Regions from separate parts of the Mus musculus genome. Here region 1 is linked to region 2. Evidence: chromatin loops called from intact Hi-C (ENCODE). Cell type or tissue: heart. All regions are shown on one strand. Links, peaks and the distances in the headings refer to the core of each region. The heading gives the core; the rest is flanking DNA.

Region 1 (11,415 bases), core at 1-8,000, 66 kb after region 2:
ATCAAGAGCTCAGATCCTTGTCTAATGCACATTTTTTTTTAGTATTAAACTAGCAAATCCTTATTCACAAATGAACTAGTTTTTAAAGTCATATACAACAGTTGAGGAAATAGTTGCTATTTAATATTAAAATAACACACACAAATGGTGGAGGAAAAGGGAGGAGGACTGCTGGGAAGAGACACAAGAGAAATTTCATAGTTACTGCAACTAATTTACATCTTGGTAGGTATTTTTATTGTGTCATGTATAATCTAGCATTATATATATTGGTCAAATTTAGTGAATGCACATTTAAGTTTCCCTCTTAGTAAATTTTGCCTCATAAGGAAAAAAGGATTCATTAAACATGTTGACCTCTTAGTTAATGACAAGCATATTTAACTGTCTAAGAGTAAATTATAATAATGTCTACAACTTAGGTTGAAATATATCAAATTAAAGTAGACTGCTATATGGATAAAAGAATTGATTGATATATGATATGATAAACTACAGTATAATTGATACAAATCTAGGTGAAAGATACATGGATGTTCACTGTATAATTGAACTTCTCTTACCATTTTTCATGGTAAAATATTGAGAAAATTAACACATCTATGAAAGAGCTGAAAACTGCCAGATATGAATGTAAATGGTATAATGGTACTGTAAGTTATGAATTTACAAAGGAAAAATAGGGACATTGCTCAAACACACTGCTTTGGGAGACAGTAGCTCCTTATCACCTCCGTAGGCTTCAAGATTCACAGTCAATATCTAAATGAGGCAGTACAAAATCCTGTAAAATTGTTTTTTTTTCTTGAAATGCATATAACTATGAAAAAGTTCAACTTACAAATTATGTAAAGGGAAACAATAAAGTACAATAATTTAAGCAATTTACTGTAATAAAAGTCATTTGAATGTTGTCTTTGCCTATCTCTCAAAATATTGTATGGCACCACACTGGGTTTTTGGACTGCAGGAAATGAAAGCACAGGTAAAGCAGACTAATAAGCTCTCAAAAGTGAGAATTATTACTAAATTCAAATGCAGAAGAGATTACAGAAGTAGAGCCAGAGCACTAAGCATCAAGGCCTGATCCTGCCAGGAGAGGAATCCAGCTTTCCCTATGCATCCTCTTGACCCACATTCCTCACAAGGTGCTTCCCTGAACCAACCATCTTCCTCAGAAGCAAGGAAGCTATTCTCCCATTCTTGTATGCATCAGCTCTGGCCCTGCAGCAGCTCCTTCCTGCTGTATGAAACAGAGCACACCTTCCCACCTGAGGCTTGACTCTTTGGGGCCTCATACACTGCTAGCTTTTATATAAGGTGAACGTATCGGAAATGCAAACAAGATTCGTTTTCCAGTTAGTATTTTTAAATATCAACCTTCAAAGTTAGAAGCAGGTATAAAAGGAGAGATAATGCTGCATAAAACTGAGGTGAAAATGAGAACATATGTAATCAACATATGTAATCAAGAGTAGGGCCTCAAAATACTCTTTTTCTCCTAACCTTTACCTTTCCTTGGAAAATGCAAAATGTTGCTATAGCTTTTTGTGAGCCTTAGAACTTTCCTTAAGAAGGCAAATGTGGGTGGGGGAGGTTTTTTGGGATTTAGCTCAGTGGTAGAGCACTTGCCTAGCAAGCGCAAGACCCTGGGTTTGGTCCTCAGCTCCCAGGGGTGGATGGGGAGAAAAAAAAGGAAGAAAAAAAAAAAAAGAAGGTAAATGTGAACACATGTTCTTCCATGCGTCCTTTTAAATCTGAAAATCTAATGGTTTTGCTTTCTCATTTTATATTGGTTTGGAATTATACCTTCTAGGAATTTTTTTTTTTTTGTACAACTAGAAATACTTTCGTAGTAGTTTTGTTTCACTAATTACCACAGGTGGTCAACCTGTGACAGCAACGTGTTAATGAGGCTGTAAGTATTTTCTTTTTGATCCTCGGAAGATACTTTTCCATGGCCAGACTATGGCACAGACTGTGAGTATATACATACAACCTCACAGAGTTGTTTATTGGCTTGACAATACACACAGGGACTCCCTAGAAGACCCCTAAAATCGTCAACCTTGCCCTTCGAGTATTATTCACTATTTTGTAAGATTAAAGCAAACAAATAACAAAACAATGACAACCAGTACTTCGACGTTGAAACTCTGCCTTATTCCAGGTCTTAGAGTTTATACATGAAGAATTTATCACATCCGAGTGGAATCTGAGTAAGACTGTTTTTTTCCTCTTGATGCCTGAGGTTGTTAGTGTTGGAAGGAATCCTGGAGATGGTTATTCTAAAGTTACAGAAATGGAAGTGCAGGCAGTTAAAATGATTAGTTCCTAACAGTGCCTGACCCACTCTCCAGATCCCCTAAGTTCCTGGCCCAGTGTCCTTTCCATTTTAAAATCATGCCAAAACAAACGAGTTCAAAATGATTATGTCTATCCATTACCTCAACTACACTGATCTTCAGCCTGCCCCTCTTGATGTCACTTCCTTGTGTGAATGGGTGTACTTTCCCCTTGGTCTTGTTACCTTCACTTTATCACCACACAACACGAGTTCACGCTCCCAAGCTCCCAATTTCTGTCAGCTTCTCCCTTGACTATTTTTGTTCCTCAAGAATACCCAGCATTGTCTCCAAACTGCTTTAACTATCTTTTAACTGTATTCTTTTCAGTCAGTCAACCGCCAGCTATTAAATTTAAACAAATTGAAGGTGAAAGTGATTGTTTTTTTTTTTCAACATAAGGTGCGCACAGACGCGGTAGTGCTTCTTCCTCAGTAAGGATCGGAATAAAAATACTGAATGCTGTGTATTAAATGCAGATGCTTTCTAGAGAAAACCTAGCGACAGTCTTGCTGTTTAGGAAGAAGAGAGCTGTCGTGGGTTTGGTTCGAGGCCAAGAATAAGGTTCGGGAACCGACCTAAAACAAATATGGAGGTGAAAAGGCACAAGGAAGCTCCTTGAATTCACCAGCCAGTGACAGGCTATTTGGTGTCAGTTTCTAAGAACCAGGGCACCAGGGAGGCAATGGACAATGAGAGGGCAGGTGAGGCACAGGGGATCGCGCCCAGGAAACACTCAACAAGTCTGGAAGATGAAGGATGCTCTGAGATCGAAGATTGCTACCATGAGACTGCCGCTGGCCTCTGCACGACCATCCCCTTTCCCAGGACTGACCGTCACCGGCTCTCGCCGGCTGGGGGACAGCCTTTCGCTCTCCTACCTGCCTCGACGTTCGCCCGGATCAGGGCGTCTACTCAGGACCATGCTGGGAGCCAGCCGGCGCCTCCACCCCGGACCCGCTTCCCGGTCCCCGCCGGCTTCCATGAGGAAGGCGACGTCGGGCCTGTCCGGTCGAACCCGCCTTCGAACGTGGGCGTCAGGATGGCCGCCGAGCCGGCGAGGGCGCAGCCCGGAACCTTCGCCTCGGCCCGGAGCCCGGTGCGCAGCACAGCTCGCGGTTCAGCCCAGGCGGCGGCCAGGCGCGAGGCGGGCTCGAGCCGAGGTGATGGGGAAAGGGGGCGGGCGCGCCATCATGAAGGGAAAATGGTGGGCGGGCGGGCCCGCGCGCGCGGCCGCCGTACTCACCCGGGCGGGCCAGTGCGGGTAGCCCTTCATCTTGGCGAAGACCAGGTCTCCCGCTTTGTACTCGCGGGGCCGCGGACGCGCCATCCCGGTCGTTCTCCTGCTCGCCGGTCCTTGGCCGCCGCGAAGATGCTGGGAGGCCGCCCCTCCGCGGGACGACGGAACCGCGCCGCGCTCCCCGCGGGGCCTCGAGCCGAACGCTCGAGCGGCCGCTCCGACGAGGGAGAGCGGCGAGGCAGTGGCCGAGGCGAGCGGTGGGCGGGGGGCACCGCAGGCCCCGCAGATCCCCGCCCGGCTGCGGGGGATGGGAGCCCGCGTCCGGCCGCGCCGAGTCCCGACGCCGCCGCTACCGCCGCGCGCTGCTCACAGGAGCCGCGTCGCCAGCCTCATGCAGCCGCCGCCTCCCCGCCGAGCTTCTGGGTTCCGTGCGAGCTCCGGGCCTCGCGCCTCCTCCGAATTCCTCCTCGGGCAGCGACCGCAAACACGATCTTATTATTGTTCTCGCGCGCGCTCAGCATTCCCCCCCTCCACCCCTCGCCCGCCCCGCTTCCCTCCCCTCGCGCGCCGGCCGGTTAATTCCTAGGTGCACGGCCGGCTTTCTCGGAGAAACCGCGCGCGCCGCCTGGCTTGCTCCGCGGGCTGCTGGTGGGCGCGTCCTCCCGCAGCAGCGAAGCCGGTGCCCCGCGGGTGGGAGCGCCTACTCCAAAGACGCCCGCCGCCTGCTCTCTTTTGTTCTTGGCCGGGAGCTGCCTGGTGAAGCCCAGCCAATCACCACCCGGCCGCCCCTCTTTCCCCTCCTGCTCGCGCCCACCCCCTGCGGACTGCACCCCCTTTCTGACTGCCCCCTACCCGTGGGCCACTTCCTCGGGTGCTCTCTGGTGAGTTGGGGGAGAGGGGGGACAAAGGCTTCCCAGGCATGGGGGATAGCTGCGCAGGGGACTCGCTGCCTGGTCAGTAGGTACCTGGAAAGAACAAGGGCAAGGTTCTTGCCCCAGGTCTGCCTTAATGATGCAGTGTGACCCACCTAGGGCAAGCGACTTCACTGGAGTCAAGGCCAGTCCTCACCGACAGGATGGCACAGTCGGGCTTTGAACATGGATCTATATGGTTCAGTGCCCATAGCCTAAGTTATGCTTCTCTGTGTGGGGCCTTCATGGGCCAATAATTTTGGGGCAAAGGACTTACCCTGACAAGTCAAATCAGTTGTTTTCAATTCTGGTAACATACTGGAGAGCAGCTTCTAGAGATTTCTTTATACAGGTTAGTAAGTCTACGACAAACGTGTGCATTCACCATTGTTTTATTTGGATTTCAGCTGACTGCTTTCAAAAAGACATTTTGGGAGTGAGAATCTTTATAGCATTCTCCTTTGTGAGAGGTAAATAAAATAATTCACTCTTTTCTGCATCTGCTCGATGAATGGATGAATGCGCCCTGTGGAAGATCCCTGTGATCTTGCCTTCTTTAAAAGGTCCTCTGGTGCTGCACCTAGTTGGGAAGACAGCTCTCCTTTGTGAATTGCCCTCTTTGCCATTTCTCCCCTCTGTAGAAAGTGGGTTTTCCAAGCATCTGCCCCACTCACTTGTGCTTGAGAGCTGTGCTTACCGCAGCCTCTCCGTGATGGGTTTCCAGTGGCCGGCTGTAGAGTCTGGAGACATTCCGAGGAGCGTTTACTTTGTTCACAGTACTTGGCTGTTTCTTTTTTTGCATCTCTTAATTCTCCAGCACCCACCCCTCACCTTCCCTATAGGCTCACCTTGTCCTCTCTTGCGCTGCAAAATTAGTCTAGGTTTTTTCCCCCGGCTGTGATAGCCCGAGAACGAGCTTGTCACGTCTACAAGTCATATCACACACATCCTAGGTGCCATGTCAAAGCCGCATCTCTTGACAGGCCACCAGAGCCCTAACTGTCCAAAGCTGGAATGGCCGAGGCTGCCTGTGGGCTCTGGGCGGTCATGAGTAGGGGAGAGAATCAGTGTGGAAGCCATGCAAGGAAGTTAAGCTGGAAGTGATCATAATTGTGTTAAAGAGTACTCAGGTGGCCAGAAGAGAGGTTGATCTGAGGGTGCGGGGCTGGAGCGGGGTTTTCACTAAGAGAGAGAAGACGTGGTCTCAGCCATCTTGCTAACTCACAAGTGGCAAGTAGTAGGAAGAATGGTGACTAAAATATGGTTCCTTTGTTTCCAGATTAAGTAACGGGATCTTTAGCATCTGGAAAGGCCAGGCAGTCTGTGAAGAACAGGCAGGTTTGCAAGATAGGGCCTGGCCCTGAGTGAGTTTTTGATGTGTTGAGATTTCTGTAGGTCATATTTAGTGGGCTGTTGGTTAATGTAGAAATTTGAATGATGTCAGTATACGAGTGGCTATTGAAGCTCTGGCAGAGCCCGAGGTCTGTAGAATGAGAGAAGCGACAGACAGGTCACCAGAAGACACTTGGAGACAGGTCACCAGTGTAGTTCAACATAGAGGAGAACCGTCCTGGGAGCCAGAGAGTTAGAGCATCTCTAGATGAAAGGAAAGGTCTCAGTAGATGGCACAGAGAATGAGTGAGCTGTTAAGGAGACGGCCCATTCATTATGCTGACTGGGAAGTCCCTGGTGAGCTTGTTGGGAATGAAGAGTTGTGGAAAGAAACCAGAGCGGAGACTTGAGGTGCGTCAGAGGCACAACTGTGGAAGCAGGAAGTGCAGACGGCTCTCATTCTCACCAGCGGAGAGAAGTCCTCGAGGAGGCAGGGAGAGGGCTAAGGTTTAGTGTGGCTTCGTTATTTGTAGAAAGGGGAAAGAGCTAGCCAGACTGTCAGAGGGAGGCTAAAGGGGACCATTGACAGGACTTGGGTTATTCTGAGAAGGTGGACATTTCTCCCAACCTTCGTCTCTTGTTTCCAATTGAGCTTGGCCTTACTGCTCAGCGCATAGTATTGGCCCAACTCTTGTGCCCTAACCCAGCCAGACTTAGTAACACAGAAACAGGGAATCCCCATCTGTGTTGATTTGGATGATCATCAGGGCCACCGCACGCCTGGCTAAGAGCCTGTCTGTCTGTCTGCAGCCAGGTTGGATGCAGACCACTGTCCTGCTGAAGCTCTGACTGGTTTCTCCAAAGGACTGATGCTGTGGAAACTCCAGAACAATGCTCTATTCAACTATCTAGCAGATAATATGAAACCCTTTAGAGGTATCATTAGGACCATACAAAAAAACCTGATGTATTTATTTATTCTGTGTGGTCCCAGAAGTTGGTCTGTTTGTTACATTAGCACTTGAGAGGCAGAGGCAGGAGAGTCAAAACTTTAAAGCCAGCTCAGGTACAAAATGAGTGTGCATCCAATCTGGGTTATATGAGACCATATCTAAAAAAACAAAAACAAAAAATATTAATTTTATTTCTAAAACTTGGAGGGAAATCCATTTAAAAATGTAATACTATCTATATTCTTTGATTACTTTTAAATTTAGTATTCTTAAATCCCCTGGGCTAATAATTTCTCTGCCTCTGGCTCCATGATTTACTTTCGCAAATCTTTATTTCATTCATCTCCATCCATGTATTTGGAGCTGATCCTGCTTTTACCTTCTCCTTCATATCTTAAGCTAGCATCCAGTAAAGTTCCAGTAGTTCCTTCGCATCCTGCCCTTAAATTTGCCCATTCCAATCGCCAGAAATCTATTTCTTTGCCTGAAATTATGTGTGAAGTAGAATATATAGAGATAATTATATAAAATTATATAAATGTAATTATATATTACACATTTTATAATTATATAACATATATAATATTATGTGTCGCATATATAAATTGTATATATTACTATATATTTATGTATATATTTGTATATAAATATAATGACATATGTATATATAAATAAAATTTAGACAGTGCTGAGCACACAGTAACTGCTCTTTAATTGTTAACATGGACTGGAAAGGGAGTCTGGGAAAGCTGAGCCTAATCCAACACGCACAGTGCATCAGGCCATTTCCACTGATTTTGCTACTTGAAGCATCTCTTAAATGTCTGCCACTCATCCCCAGGTCTTATCCTCCTTCAGAAATAATTGGCTTGTCCACACTGACATCTTGAAAGTCATAGCAAACTGCCTGAGAGAACCCCCTCATCAAGTGTGAATTGGAAGCAGTGTTAAATGGACGGAAGGCCCTGAAAAGCCTACGTGGGCTAGGATGGGGAGAGGTTAGGGGCTGGCAGTATTAGCATCTGAGCATTGGAGTAGGGGTGGGTAACATAAGAAACCACACTGAGGCGACCAAGCAGATAAGCAGAGGATGCTCTCATAATAATCTAGGACATAGTAAAAGCCTCTGAAGACGCTGCATGGACTGCCCGAGATTGTTGCAGGTCTTGGAAACTCTGAGACACAGCTTAAAACCAAGGTCATTTCCACTCTTACTCCTTCACCGTCCTGTTCCAGACTGAAGAAGAAAGTGGATAAGTTTAATAAATTAGTTGCTACTTGGGAAGGAGAGATTCAGGATGTAGAATACATTAAACACTCAAAGACTCTGCAAAATTGCCTATCATTTTTGCTAGCATTGTTCTAATGTTAATATGCATGGTTATGAAGAAAGCATTGGATCAATATTAGCATCCATTCCTTCATCTTTTCAGTGAATAGTTGTTGAATGCTGGTGTGTACCAGTCATATTCTAGAGACCTAGGACCACAGAGAGCAAAGAGTGATGGTGCCAGATGCAAAGCCACGAAAGTAGTGGTACAGGAGTCTGCGGGCAGAGGCTGAGATTCTGGGTATCACAAGGGGATGTGGAGTGAAGGGTGTAGAGGAAATGATGTTTTGATCGTTCCAGGATCAGACATCCAGAGGCATAGTGCTTTCACTTTTATTCTCTTAGAGTCCCAACACCATGTCAAGAATTAGGAAAATTTTGATGCTGTGGAAAGGGCATATGGAGAGAGATGGTGGCCTAGTTAGCTTTCACTGTCAACTTGACACAGCCTAGCCAGTCACCTGAGAAAGGAGTCTGAATTGATGGACTGCAAGATCAGACTGGCCTGTGGGCATGTGTGTGTCTGTGGGGGGTTGTCTTGATTATGATGTGGTGGTGGGAAGCACATTATTGGTGGCAGCATTTCCGGGGCCGATGGCTCTGGGACATGTAAGAGAGCTATGTAAGCATGAGACTGCCATTAAGCCTGCAAGCAGCATTTCTCCATGGGCTCTGCTTCAAATTCTTGCTTGAGTTCTTGCCGTGACCTTAGTGATGGACAGTGACCTGAAAGTGTAAGCCCAAGAAATGTTGCTTTTAGTCATAGTGTTCTATCACAGCAGTAGAAAGGAAAGCAGAATAGATAGATGATGGGTAAGATACCGAAAAGACAAAGTGATAGAAAGTGAGGAGAAAGAAGCCTGAAGAAGCCATCTCTGTCTCCACATTTGAGTTGCCAGCCATGTGGGTAAAGCCATATTGGTTCCTTGTATAAACAGGAGTTAGCTTTTCAGTGGCTTTTTCAGCTGCCTTTGAGAGTCCTCTGTTATAGCAGCCTAAAAATACTTAGTAACAAACACATGGATTAAAAAGTATTTTGTATGCCAATCATGATGACAGCTTAATCTTATCATAAGATCATTGGGACACATAGGCAAGATGTGTCTACACAAAAAAGATGTGCAAAGCCTCATTATCTTCAGAGATACAGCACAAGACAAAGTGCTGATTTATCAGCAGAAATAAGTAGCAGCCTAAAATTCTAAATCAAGTTAGCTTTCAAATAAAGGAGAAATAAAGACTGTAGAAATAGAAATCCAGAGAACTCATCAACATCAAATTTATACTAAATGAAATACTAATGAGAGACAGTCAGGCAAAACCAAAGTGGTCCTAAATTGAAGCAGGAAGATGCAGAAGAAACAGACAATTGAGAGAACAAATATCGCAGTAAATCAAAATAAAAATGGAGTGCTTTGATTAGGCAGTGATTGCTTACTTGAGCTATATATGGTGAATTAAGAATTCATAAAAAGGTGGCAGTGGAGATGATTCAGAGGTTAAGAGAGCTAGCTGCTTTCAGAGAGAACCTGAGTTTGATTCCCAGCATTCACAGGACAGCTCACAACCATCTGCCACTTCAGTACCAGGGGATCTGACACCCTCTTCTGGCCTCTATGGGTACCAGGAAAACATGTGGACACAGACATATCCAGACAACACCCCCATGCATATGAATCAACTTAGCTATAAATATTTTTGAAGAATTCCTAAGGAGGACTGAGAGGATGCCTCAGTGAATAATGGGCTTGTTGAACAAGCATGTGGAACAGAGTTTGGATCCCTAGACCCATGGAAAGGCTGGGTACATTTGGTGTCTTGTCTGTAGTTACAATGCCTCTAAGGTATGTTTGCAGGGTAGCGATGGATCCCCTGAGAGACCCATCCTTGATGAATGTTGCAGTGGAAGCAAGGAATACTCTCACCATCAGCCTTGGGCAACCACATGCATGCACATACACTTTCATGTGCACCCACACACAGAATACACACACGGGGAACTCATGAGGATTATGAAAATGTATATATTCAATCCAAAACATGGAGTGGGGAGGGCTGGAGAAGTGAGTCAGCAGTTAAGATCACTTGTTGCTCTTACAGAGGAGCTAGGTTCATTTCCCAGAATCCACAGGCAGCTCACAATCTTCTGTAACTCCAATCCCAGGGGATCCAACACCCTCTTCTGGTCTCAGCACTCACTGTACACACATGTGGTATGGACATACATGCAGGCAAACCACCGATAAACATAAAATACAAATAAAGGTTGACATTTTTAAAAAAATCACAGTAGCCCATAGTTTTTTATGCAGGGATTAAAACTTTAAATGAGGCTGAAGGGTCTACTCAGGAGTTAAGAGTGGCTAGTGCTCATGAAGAGGACATGAGCCTGTAACTTAAACTCCAGATAATCTGATGTCTCTGGTCTCCATGGTTACCTGCACTCAGGTAAGCACACAGACACACACAGACACATACAGACAAACAAACAAACACATACACACACACACACACAATTTAAAAATCTTAAAAAACACAGGATTGTAATGAATGGAATAAAGAGGTCTACATTCTTAATATATAAAGAATTAACAAAGGCAATAAAATACTAAATTTTAACAAAGATACATGTGACTTTTAGGATAACTACCAGTGTAATAATAATTAAATGCTCAGATTAATAAAAAGAACCCATGCTCCTAAATGGGGAAAAGTGAGAAAAATATCATAGAATATGAAATAATTACACAGAACCTATAAGTTCATGTACATCAATGACCACACCATAGATAAAGTGACAAATTTTCCAATTAAAAGATTGCCAAACTGAATTTAAAAGGCAACTTTATACCACTCACAAGAGATTTCTCCCACTCTTCTTCTTTGACAAAGTTTTACTTGTCTTCCAGGTTGACCTTGAACTCACTATAGTTACCCTGCCTTCCAAGTGTTGGGATTGTAGATATAAGCCATTACTCCCAAGGCAGAGAGATAGCTTGAATACAGACATTGAAAGGTAAGATGATGGATAGGCAAAGGCACTTGCCAATTCAAGTACAAGTGGCTCAAACAAAATATCAAACAAAATAGACTGTAAGGCACAAAACATTACTATAAATTGGTAGTGCATAACCAGGAGTGATGGCCACCAAGTGTCTACCACCATCGACATTTGACAATACCTAAAGATAGTTTTGATCTTCGCTGTTTGGGCTGAGGATACTACTGCCATGTAGTTTACTGAGGAAAAGGGTGCTATTAGACACTCATTATCCTGCCTCTATATCAATATGCTTATTGGAGA
Region 2 (11,688 bases), core at 1,170-9,169:
ACGGTGTCTCAGTCCACACCAGCGGTTCCCACCCTTCCAAATGCTGAGACCCTTAAATACTCGTGTGGTGACCTCCAACCATAAAATTACTTGTTGCTACTTCCTAGCTGTTATTTTGCTATTATGAATCATAATGCACATATCTGTGTTTTCCATTGGTCCTAAGTGAGCCACAAAGGGTTGCAACTCACAGGTTCTCCCTGTTTGAACACACACAAAACTGACCCTTAGAGAAACCATATACCTCTCACGTCTAGCTGCACCTCTCTGAAGTCAGCACTGGGTCCTTATCCCTGTCCCACCCCTAAACCCTACAGGCCCAGACCAGTCCCCTCTGCTGTCTATCCTTCTTCTCTCCCTCCCCCAGAGAGCCCACACTTAACCTACTGATGCAGTCCCCCGTCCTTGAGGCAGGGCAACCACTCTTGTGTCCTCAGTTCTGTTAGAGCCTAGGTCAAGGCTTTGACCTTGAGGTCAAGCCTTGAACAAGGTTCCTCATCTACTAGGAGGCAGAGGCTCTGTCGCTGTCACCTCTAAGACAGTATCTACCCCTCCATGGCTCAGCAGCTGCTAATGGGTTTTCCAGGAGACACGATGGCTACTCACCTGGGAGTCAGCAGGAAGTAGCCATGGGCTTGCCTCAGTGGAGTCTGGTGAAACATTCTCAGGGACGCCTCACTTCTGATGGCTTCCCACCATTGTATCTATCCCACGCTTTTTGCTTTTCCATAGCTTTCCAGTTCACCAACTGGGTTTTCTACAGCCCCTTCCACGGGCTCAGACATCAGTTCATTATAACCTGGAAATGCAGTTTTCTTTCTAGACTCAGAGGCCCTGAGTGGGCTCCCCAGCTGTTAAAAAGTTCTGGTCCACAGCTGGTGGGCGCTCATAGTGTGTAAAGCTTAGTTAGGGATCTTGTAAAACTGGCTGGATTCCTCAGACAATGCAGCTCGTCTCCTGCATCTCCAGCCATACCATCTCATGTGCATTTTAATCCCAGCACTCGGGAGGCAGAGGCAGGCGGATTTCTGAGTTTGAGGCCAGCCTGGTCTACCAAAAGTGAGTTCCAGGACAACCAGGGCTATACAGAGAAACCCTGTCTCGAAAAAAAACCAAAACCGAAACTGAAACTGAAACCGAAAACAAAAAAGAAAAACCAAAACCAAAACAAAAAAAATCAAAAACACAACAAAAAAAACCTCACTGCCTTTCTTCTGAAAGTGGTTGGCAGTCACATATCAGCCACCTGTCATGAGGACCTGGGGGTGGGGGGCATACTCTTAATTGTCCTGCATCCCACACTGGAATGACCCATCTTTTCTAGACCACCCGAGGGCCTCTTTGACTGCCTGGTCACAGGCACAGGTCCTGCTGCCCAAGTGGGATGTGGGTTTCATTCGAAGCTAAGGAGCATAGTGGGGTCGCCTGGCAGAGTATTCTGGGACACCGCGATTGTCTCCCTGACATGAGTTCCCTCAGGGAGAGCCTTGGATAGGTATGCAGAGGTCCGGGACAACGGGTAAATGCTCAGCTGATGTGAAGCAGACGCAGCCTGCTTCTCTGTGTAGATGACGCCCACAGAATCTTCTGGGACACCTAGTGGATGTCCCGTCCTGGTTGTCTCCTATGGCACGCATTTTCACCTCTCCTTTCTTTGTTCTAGTGTATGCAGTGTTTGGATTTACCAGTGTGGTGAACCTTATCATAGGCTTGGAGCAAGATGGCATCATTGATGGATTCATGACGCACTACTTGAGAGAGGTACGCTGGTTGCTCAAGGGTCGCTCAATGAGTGGGTGGCTCAAATGCAGGCTGCTGTTGGAGTGTGTTTCCTCAGTCACCAAGCAGGCAGATGGAAAGCCAGCCACAGAAAACAGAGGCCCGGGAGACCACTCTCTCTTCACAGCGCCTTCACTCCAGAACCAAGGTGTGAGCTAGCATTTCCCTTTAAGTGAAGAACTCTACATGGATTTAGTATTTGGGTTTCTGTTACTGGGTTGTAATCTCAGGGAGTCCCTAACCAGCCTACCTGTAATCAGGATACCTGTAATCTCAGCATTTGGGAAGCTAAGGCAGGAGGATTGCTGCAAGTCTGAGGGCAGTCTGACAACATGGGGAGTTCTAGGCCAGCGTGGACTACAGTGTGAGACCCTGTATCAAAAGTAATGATAATAATAATAATATCAAGGTACTTACTTAAGCTTTTGGAAGTCCCTACCAACCAAATCATAGCACTCGAGGAAACTAGTCTTGTTTTCTAATTTAGAGTGGGTCAAATCCAGTCCCAGAGTGGCCAAGTGACTTGCTTAAGGTCGCGTGGAGAGTAAGGCATAGAGATGAAAACAGTGCTGTCTATTATCTTTCTGTGCTTCAAATGATGGGGAGTTTATATGTCTCCCCAGGAGTGTGTGTGAGGAGAGTTTGAATCAGGGAAGAAGGCAAGTTTGTAGGCATGGAGCCATGCCATGAGGTGGGACATCCCTAAGGTGGCTTCTTCAAGGCCAGCGAGGGCATAGAGCTAGCCAGAGGCAGCGCAGGGCAAACAGAGGACTGAGTTTCAGGGATTGGGATTTGGGGGTCGAGTTGGGGTGGGGAGTGATGGAGAGGACCGCTGGGGAGGACGTCCTGGTTCCTGCTTTGAGGTTTATTAGAATGCTGGAATTACTATGCTGGAGGCTTGAGGAGCCACGTTCTGTGGAGAGTCATTGAATCTAACCTTGTCTCCTGCCTTTAAAGTTCACTGTCTGGGGCTGGAGAGATGGCTCAGTGGTTAGAGCACTGACTGCTCTTCCAGAGGTCCTGAGTTCAAATCCCAGCAACCACATGGTGGCTCACAACCATCTGTAATGGGATCTGATGCCCTCTTCTGGTGTGTCTGAAGATAGCGACAGTGTGCTCACATATATAAAAATGAAGACATCTTTAAAAAAAAAAATAGAGTTCACTGTCCAATGTGAAGGGAGGACGACCTTGCCCTGGGTGTGATGGCAGAGGCATACTCTCTATGACAAAGGCACACTCTCCATACAGATGGATGGGCTCTGGGGCTGGCCAGGAGGGCCTCTTTGAGTTGCTGTTGTTTCCACAGAATTTCTGAATGGCCATGGGAGAGGAGCACACACACTTCTGCATGGTGAAAGGAAGGGAAAGGCCTTCCTTCTATGGCAAAGGGAAAGCTTAGGCAAAGGTCTGGAGAGCAGGCCCAGTGTCTAGGGCCCCCCTAGGGGGCCTAGGAATGTTTGCAGAGTGATGCAGAGCTCATCTGGGAATGTTTGGAGTCTTGAGTGCTTGAAGGACATCTACCAATGCCCCAGATGGCGGGTCTGGGCAGGTCTGGACCTTTGAATGATGGTTCTGTTACAGAGGCTCAAGAGCTACCCAAATATAGTTGAAACTTAGAAGTCCAAGAAGAGAATTGCTCCCACAGGCAGTGATGAAGAGATGCTCAAACTCTGGAGACTGGTCAGAAGGGGAGGAGCTTTGGAAATGGGCCATGGTCGGCAGACAGAGGCAGAAGGGAAGCCCAGAGAGGGGCCAATGGGCCCAGAGGAGGGGTCTTCAGGAGGGAGGCTGCTGGTCAGGGGCAAGATATCTACCTGGTGAGGTTGACAAGAAACGGGGCAAATAGCTACAAGAAAGGAAACTGGGGTGCAACAGTGGTAAGACCCGAGGACCGAGTAGAAGAGATGGGGCTTGTGGGCCCGCAGTGGGAGTGTGGGAAGCGGGGAGAGGTGATGTCCATTTGGAATGTAGCCGTGGTTCTCTGCGTGACTCTGAAGGCCTACTGTGATGAAGAGGGAAGATCGCCTGAGCTGACAGCATAGACACAACATTGGTGAGATTTGTCCAAAGTCTGCACAGCAGAGCTTGGAGCTGCCTGAGCCCTGTGTGGAGAGGCCAGGAAGGGCTTGGCTGAAGGGAGAGGCAGTTGGAGCTTGGCTGAAGGAGTTCAGGTGAGTTTGAAGGGCCCACGGGGGTCAGTCAAGCTCTCAGAGGAGGCCAGTGCTGGCTCACAGAGTTGAGTGTGTAGGTAGGAATGACTGGAGCCATGAAATAAGTTGGAATTATGCAGTGAATGCCAAGGTGAGAGAAAAGGGCAGCCAGGCTTTGGGCTAGAGTTTGGGTGTGGCTTCCTCCCCCATTGTGATTGAATTTGATTTGACTTTGGGCAAAAGGCTGCTTTCCTTACCCCAGGGGAACCACGGCATTTCAGAGAATGCCTGCTTGGATGTTTGGCATAGTTTGGCTGCTCAGACCTTTCCTAGTTAGAGAAAGGACTGCAGGTATTTTAGGGATACATTAGAAACAACCTGGGAGGGCACTAACCTGGGAGAAGGAAGAGAGAAAACACCATCGGAGAACCCAAGTCCCCTGAGGGGACCCGGAAACAAGACTACCTGGGGGGAGGGAAGTATACATAGTTCATCATATAATCTTGTATTCATGAAACAAATAATATCTCAGAAATGTGGTTCTGTGTTAGCTATGTGACCTTAGGCAAGTCTTAAAGCTTTTGAAACACATTTCCTCCTCTCAGGACAGTCAGTCCTGACCAACCCACAAGCCTGTTTCGGGAATAATGGGTAGATAGGAAGCTGAGCTCAGGGCTGCCTGGGTGTACCCACGGAATTGGGCCCAGGCAGCTCCTCACTACTGCCCAGCCCACAAGCGCAGCATGAGTGGTTACGGCCAGCAGGTGGCACCAGTGAACAGGGCCTTCCTGGGCTGCCCCTCTGTGCGAAGGCCAAGCACCTGCAGGCTCAGGTTTGGCCTTGCTCCAGCTGGCTGGGATTGCCCACACAGCCATCTGATGCCTTTGTGTTGTTGTACAAACCTTTGCTGAGCCATCAGATGCCAATCTGTCAGAGATTCTCCTGTCTGGCGCCATGGCAGACCCTGGTTTTGGCAGCCCTAGGGTAAAGACATATTTTCACAGTCCTACCAACTGCACGGAGGCTGTTTCATCTCAGCAAATGAACAGCATTTAGCTCTGTTGTTTTATTTGCAATGTAAAGATCCGAGTCTTCCTTAACATGTCTTTTTAATGCTTTCCTTAGGGTGAACCGTATCTGAACACGGCCTATGGGCACATGATCTGCTACTGGGATGGCTCTGTTCATTACCTGATGTACCTAGTGATGGTGGCCGCCATAGCCTGGGAGTAAGTTAGCTCTCCTGGCTGTGCTATCCTTTGCAACTCATAAGGGGTATGTAAGGACAGTGCATGCACAGAGGCGAGTACGCGAGGGCACGCCAGGGCGAGAATGGATGAGCTGAACAAAGCTGTATTTCCCTGAATCACTGGTTTGTTTTGTTCTATTGCTTTTTTTTTTTCTTTTTTTTTTTTTGTGGCAGCTCAGACAGAATCTCTCTTGGTGTGGTGGCTCACACTTTTATCCCAGCACTCAGGAGGCAGAGGCAGGCAGATCTGTGAGTTCAAGGCCAGCCTGGTCTACAGAGTGAGTTCCAGGCTAGGGCTACAAAGTGAGACCCTGTCTCAACAAATAAATGAACACACAACAACAACAAAACGTGTATGTGTGTGTTTGCTATGATAGGCAGGTGGAGGTTAATTTACACAAGGCTGGGGTCTCTCCTTGCACCCTGGAGACCTAACTTAGGTTGCCAGCTTGGCAGCAGAGGCCTTTACCCACTGAGCCACCTTGTTGGCTCACCATCTTATAGTTAGAGGTAGGGTATCTCGCTGAGGTAGGAGCTCGCCATTTTGGCTAGGTTGGCTGGCCAGCAAGCCCCTGGGGTCTTCCTTGTCTCTGCCTTCCCCCTGGTGCACAACACCAGTCTCGGCTTTTCATTTGGGCGCTAGGGATCTGAACTCAGGTTCACAAGGAGCCAAAGTCAAGCACCTTGTACTTCCATGGTTCTTCTGGTCTCAGGTCAGAGTTTCGCCTCAAGTTCAGGTGTGGCCCCAGGGCTTGGGAAATTGCGCACACACACACACATTTGGGTTACCCCTCAAATCTGTGTGGCTGGCCCCTCTGGGAGCATGACTGTGTTATTAAAGAAATGAGGTAAGATTTTGTGACAGTTGCTGTTTTGGGGGTACCAGTACCCTTTGCTGTGACAAACTAGCTGTATCTCACAGCACATGGGCTCTTTGGGGGAACTCCCGCAGCAGAATTCCTTGCATCACACCAACTGCAAAAGTAACCAGCGGCTTTGGTTGGATTCTCACTCTCTGTCCACTATGGCTTCCATGGCTTCTTTTGAGCCCAGGAGGCAGGCTTTGCCTATGGACTCTTTCCAAACAGCCTGAGCTTCCCCATCCTCAGTGTGGCCTGAGGTTAGAGAAGGTCTTTCAGTTCTGTCCCTGGAAGCTGCAGTGTGCCCCATGAGCTGACCCCCACTTCCTGTGTCATGCTTCAGCTTGGTCTTGTCTGTCTTCCTGTGGCATTCTGAGACTAATCATTGGCCTGGCTCCATTAGGGGCTGCAGCAGAGCAGAAAATGTACAGTGCTCACCACTCTGTCCCCTCCTTTTGGATTCCTCTCAGCCTCTGGTGTGGTGTTGTTTCTGGGTTATCAGTTGAAGGGACATCTGGCCATCACTGAGATTAGAGCAGCCCCTTTAGAACACAGGGACATGCCACTATCCTCACCTCTGGGGCTTTATCCCAAACTCAGTTGCCACAAAAAGTCCACTTTATACCCCAGCGGGCACCTGGAGCCCCAGTGCTGGGTGCAGTGAGGAGAAAAGAGGACCGGGGATTGCTGTCCGGCCACTTAGCTGAATTGGCCAGAGCTCCAGGCTCAGTGAGAAACCCTGTCTCAAAAAATAAGGTGGCGAGTGATTGAGAACGGAGCCTGACAGAGCCTTCTGGTCTCTACACACACATGGAGAGGCCTACACGTACATGTGCCCACACACACACTACATGCTTTTGTGAATGAGTGCATAAAGCTACAAAGGATACAAAGGCGGCTCTGTTCTGTGTCACTTCTCGAAGTGATGCTTGATCGTCAGGGTTTCTTGGGCTTATCATTTGATTTGGTGAGTTTCTAGTCTTGTGCCTCTATAACTAGAATGAAAGATAAATTTAGGATCGTCCTTGGAGTCCCAAGACAAGTGCACTGTATCAAAAATGTCTTGTTGTAGGGAAAGCTACAGAACCATTGGCCTATACTGGGTCGGATCCATTATAATGAGCATCGTGGTTTTTGTGCCTGGAAACATCGTAGGTAAGAACCCTGTTCTAACGGTCACTTTGTTGTCAGCGTCTGTCTGCTTTGCGATAACGGGTTTTTAGAGGAGTTGTTTTTTAAAACATTGTAATAGAATAATTCCAATATTTTGAAAACAATTTGGCAAAGTTGTTCCTATCTCACTCGGTGCTCTTGCCTGTTAGGAAGCGCTTCCTGGCTGCTTTCAGACGCGTGCACTGAGCAGTTAGCTGAACAACTGGCACTGGTGCACGGACGGTGCATACAGCGCCGAGTATCGTGCTTACCCCTCACACACTCCGAGAGCTCATGCTAAATGCACTGGGACATTAAGAGTCTTCCAGGCTGAAGTAAGAGATGTCATAGGATGTGCAAGACCTTAGGACATATGTGTTATATATACTTTTTAATGTATCTAGGACGTCACTGTTACAAACATCTCATGGCTCTAAGTTGACTTGTCTTACCTAATACAAATATTGCCTGGTTCATAGCGAAATTGTATAATTTGGGATGGAAGGTAGCTTAAATGTGACTGTATTTATGTATGCAGTATGTAACGCAGTGAACACACATTTGACTGTCTTTTCCTCTTTCTTTTGAATAGGAAAGTATGGGACACGGATTTGCCCTGCATTTTTCTTAAGCATACCATATACATGTCTTCCGGTCTGGGCTGGCTTCAGAATCTATAATCAACCATCAGAAAACTATAATTATCCCTCAAAGGTGATTTTATTACATTTAGATTTATCCACTGTGAAGATTTCAGTGCTGGCGTGTGAACTCAGGCTAGCTCTCCAGCAGCTGCTATGTCTTACTTATTCTCAGCCTCGCAGGGCTCACTCACATCTCCTGGGAGGAGAGGCACATCTGGGACTGTACTGATGGCCTGGCATTTGCTGCCATCTTCTGTAACATGGCCGACAGTCTGCTTCTGCAGACTGGACGGCCCGAGCCCATCCAAGCCACACACTTCTGGGGACTTCCTTTGCAGGGAATCGCCTCCGTTCCTGTTACCCTTCTGTGTTAGTGTGACAGGTGAAGTTCAGAGAATGTGCTTTGCTTGTGGCTGAGCACCTGATACATTTTTCAGTAATATCATTTACTGCTGAGGGTTCCACATGGCCGTAGGATCTGTTCCCCGGGGATGCTGGCCCCTGGACAGGGGTTGCAGGAGCACACCCGAGGCCCCTCCCTTCCATTCACTGCTGAGACGGTGTGGGCGAGGTAAGGCCAGCCCTGCAGGGTTGGTTAAACCCAGTGATTTCTTTCTAACTTTCTCTTCCGTTTATACACAAGATCCTTGGGTAAGGTCCTTTAGATCTGCACTACTAGCTAGAGTACAATTACTGACCTTACAAAGCCATTTTAGCTTTAAATGTATTATTTTTGAGGCAGGGTCTCACTATGTAGCTGGCCTTAAACTCTGTGTAAACCAGAGATCTACCTGTCTCTGTCTCTTGAGTTCTGGGATTAAAAGTGTGCACCACCACACCTGGCCCAAGTTATTTTTGCAAATAGAAATCATTAAAATGCCAGCACTCGGGAGGCAGAGGCAGGCAGATCTCTGAGCTCAAGGCCAGCCTAGTCTACAAAGTGAGTTCCAGGACAGCCAGGGCTACACAGAGAAACCCTGTCTCCAAAAACCAAAAGAAAAAAAATGCTGTTTTAGGAGAGTGTTGGGAATAAAGTCATGGCCACCTGTGTGCTGAACCATGCAGATTTCCAGCTTGCTCCATGTACATTCTAACTTACACAGTTAGTTTGTAAATATTTAGATACCGCTATTCTAACTTACACAGTTGGTTTGTAAATATTTAGATACCGCTGAGTAAACTCAGGCCAAGGGCAGCTACACTCATCTGTCTGTTTGAGGAGCGAGTGGGTGTTAAAGGAAAAGGTAAACAGAAACCCTGTGGCCCCGGCTCCTTGGCCCCGAGAGGTCTCCCCCGAGAGGTCAGGGTATGAACACTCTGCGTAACAGAGACACAGAACCAGTTGTTAATTCAATGCTAAAGCACAGCTCATAAGAACTAAACTCAGAGCAAACAAAGCCAACCTCTCAGAAGCACTCTACGAAGAGTGTAACCAGGCTTCCAGCCCAGCCCCACCGGGGCCTTTCCCGAGACAGGCGTGATGCAGACAACAGAGATGCCTTTGCCAGCCTGTTCTCCATCACAGGAAGCATTCCGGTGAAAACTGCCCAGCGTCTTGCAGTGGGAGGACAAGTGGCTTCCTTATGGTGTTCTCAGTTTTTAATCATGGGGGTGGGGGGCGGGGGGAGATGTGCTCACAGGCAGTTATTCAGTGAATGCAAAACTGTTTGTATTCTAAGTCCTGTTTTTCAAAAAGGTTACATGTGAGTATATGTATATACATATAAATGTATAGGAACGTATGAGTCAGGCATGGTGGCACAAATGACATCTAATCTTAGCAATTGGGAGGTGGAGACAGGATGGATGATCATGAATTTGAGGCTGACCTGAGCTACCCAGGGAGTCTATCTCAGCTACATAATTGAGATCCTGTCTAAATAAAACAAAAACAAAACAAAAAAACAAAACCAACCAACCAACCAAAGCTGACCATCAACCCAGCAGCTGACCAGCCAACCAGAGAGCACCACAGATGAGGGCGACCGTGTGCAGTGTGGCAGCTTATGGTTTACTGTCTAAAACTTCATTTTTCAAATGAACATAGCTAACCTTTAAAATCATAAAATCATGTAGTTTCAAGAAAAAAAAATACAGACTAAAGCTGGAAGGGCACACATCACCTGGCTCAGTGCCTCCATCCCCAGGGAAGGGATGCACTGGAGGAGGAGACCCTTGCCGTCAGTGCCAGTGGGCTATCATGTGAACTGGGCCTCTTCTAGACTCAGTATTCATATCCTGCCATTCAGTGTTTCAGACTTGTCTCTGGCATTGGGACAAGTTTGTTCTCTGGTGGCAAACTCTATTTCAGGTTCTTCAAGAAGCCCAAGCAAAGGCCCTGCTGAGAAGACCGTTTGACTTAGTGTTGGTTTTGTGTCTTTTCTTGGCAACTGGATTTTGCCTGTTCAGAGGCTTGGTAAGCATGGTGTCAAGTAATAATATACTATTCCAAACAGGAAAAAACCCTCTCTCTTCCTCTCTCTCTGTCTCTCTGTCTCTGCCTCTGTGTGTGTGTGTGTGTGTGTGTGTGTGTGTGTGTGTAAAATCAAACTGACAAACTTCTGCCACAGCCTGGAGCTCTGGACTCCTTCCTGTTTGCTATCAGCACCCCCCCCATCCCCCCCTTGCCCCCACGCAGGAAATGTCTCATCCTGGGCTATCTCATCTGTCTTCCTTTGGGCCCTCAGGTCAAGCTCTGTCTAGAAGTAAAATAGTCACCTGACAAATTAGTATTAGAATTTTATTTTTTTGTTTCCTTTTTTTAAAAATTTTTATTTCTTTCTGATGTAAAGGCAACCATCATGGGTCAGAGTGATCCTCTAAGACCTCAATTCACCTGTGGTCCAGAGTGTCCACGTGCTCTCAAGAGTGGGGTCCCTGATCCTCACCTGTGCAGGGTCCCGTGAGTTTCTCACTGTTAAGGGTATTGCTGACGTAGGCTCAGGTTTGGAGTCTGATAACATGAAGGCCTCACGAGCTTTTTGGTTTTGTTTTCTTTTTCCCTTTTCCCTTTATCATTTTTGTACCTAGTAAGTACTCAATAAACAATTGTTATGGTCTTAATTCATTAGTGATTATTCACTCTGACCCAGCTTTATAACTTATTCTTAGAAGAAATACTTTCTATCTCAGAATTATTTGCTATTCATATTCAGCTTCAACAGTTACCAATTATTCTAAACTCACTGGTGTTGGCACAAGTTGAGAACACGCCATAGAACCTTTTTGCCAAGTTCAAACCTAAGAGACGAGTGGAATCCTTCCATGCCCTTTTCCTCTTGCCCCTGAGAGAGATGTGTGCTTGTACACTGGGTGGGGCTTTTGCAGATGAGAATTTGGGCAGAGGCCCAAATCCACTGCCAGCATGTAATCTACATTGTCATCGAGGTGGAAAATTTCATGTGCAGCCAAGGATATGAGGAGTGGTGCCTGAGGGCGAAGTGTCTCAGGAATGTGCCGAAGACTCTTCTGTGGCCTGGTGTTCAGTGCCAGGGCTCAATCTGCTCTCCGCCCTTTTACAAAGTGGGCAGAGGGGGGCTTCACACGAGGACCCAGCTTTCTTTTCTTTTTAAATAGATTTATTTATTTATTTTTATGGATATGAGTACACTGTAGCTGTATAGATGGTTTTGAGCCTTCATGTGGTTGTTGGGAATTGTATTTAGGACCTCTGCTCGCTCCAGCCCAAAGATTTATTTATTATTAGACATAAGTACACTGTAGCTGTCTTCAGACTCACTAGAAGAGGGCGCCAGAAGAGGGCGTCAGATCTCATTACAGATGGTTGTGAGCCACCATGTAGTTGCTGGGATTTGAACTCAGGACCTTCAGAAAAGCAGTCACTACTCTTA

Evidence for each region. Hi-C counts contacts between places; a loop is a spot of excess contacts. Peaks named below come from ENCODE experiments on the same cell type or tissue, not always from the same donor. Only the 100,000 strongest peaks of a DNase experiment are listed, where the experiment ranks them.
Region 1: it touches region 2 in a loop (2.9-fold over the local background); 14 of 42 quality-filtered maps call a loop at or near these places.

What each region holds. Positions count from the first base shown.
Region 1 is chr7:81,930,348-81,941,762 of GRCm38, forward strand. Hdgfl3 (HDGF like 3) reads right to left here and starts at 4,112. Exons shown (of 6, transcript NM_013886.4): 1 at 3,592-4,112. The coding sequence starts at 3,675. In heart, for the core only: a CTCF peak has its summit at 4,210; DNase peaks (open chromatin) are centred at 3,364 and 4,114; H3K4me3 peaks cover 2,502 bases; H3K27ac peaks cover 1,832 bases; H3K27me3 peaks cover 1,307 bases.
Region 2 is chr7:81,863,584-81,875,271 of GRCm38, forward strand. It overlaps Tm6sf1 (transmembrane 6 superfamily member 1), which reads left to right. Exons shown (of 10, transcript NM_145375.4): 3 at 1,664-1,761; 4 at 5,058-5,161; 5 at 7,114-7,196; 6 at 7,786-7,907; 7 at 10,149-10,253. Among named protein-coding and RNA genes, the nearest start is that of Tm6sf1, 10 kb to the left of the region's middle. In heart, for the core only: a CTCF peak has its summit at 4,695 (motif pointing right); a DNase peak (open chromatin) is centred at 4,698; H3K27ac peaks cover 287 bases.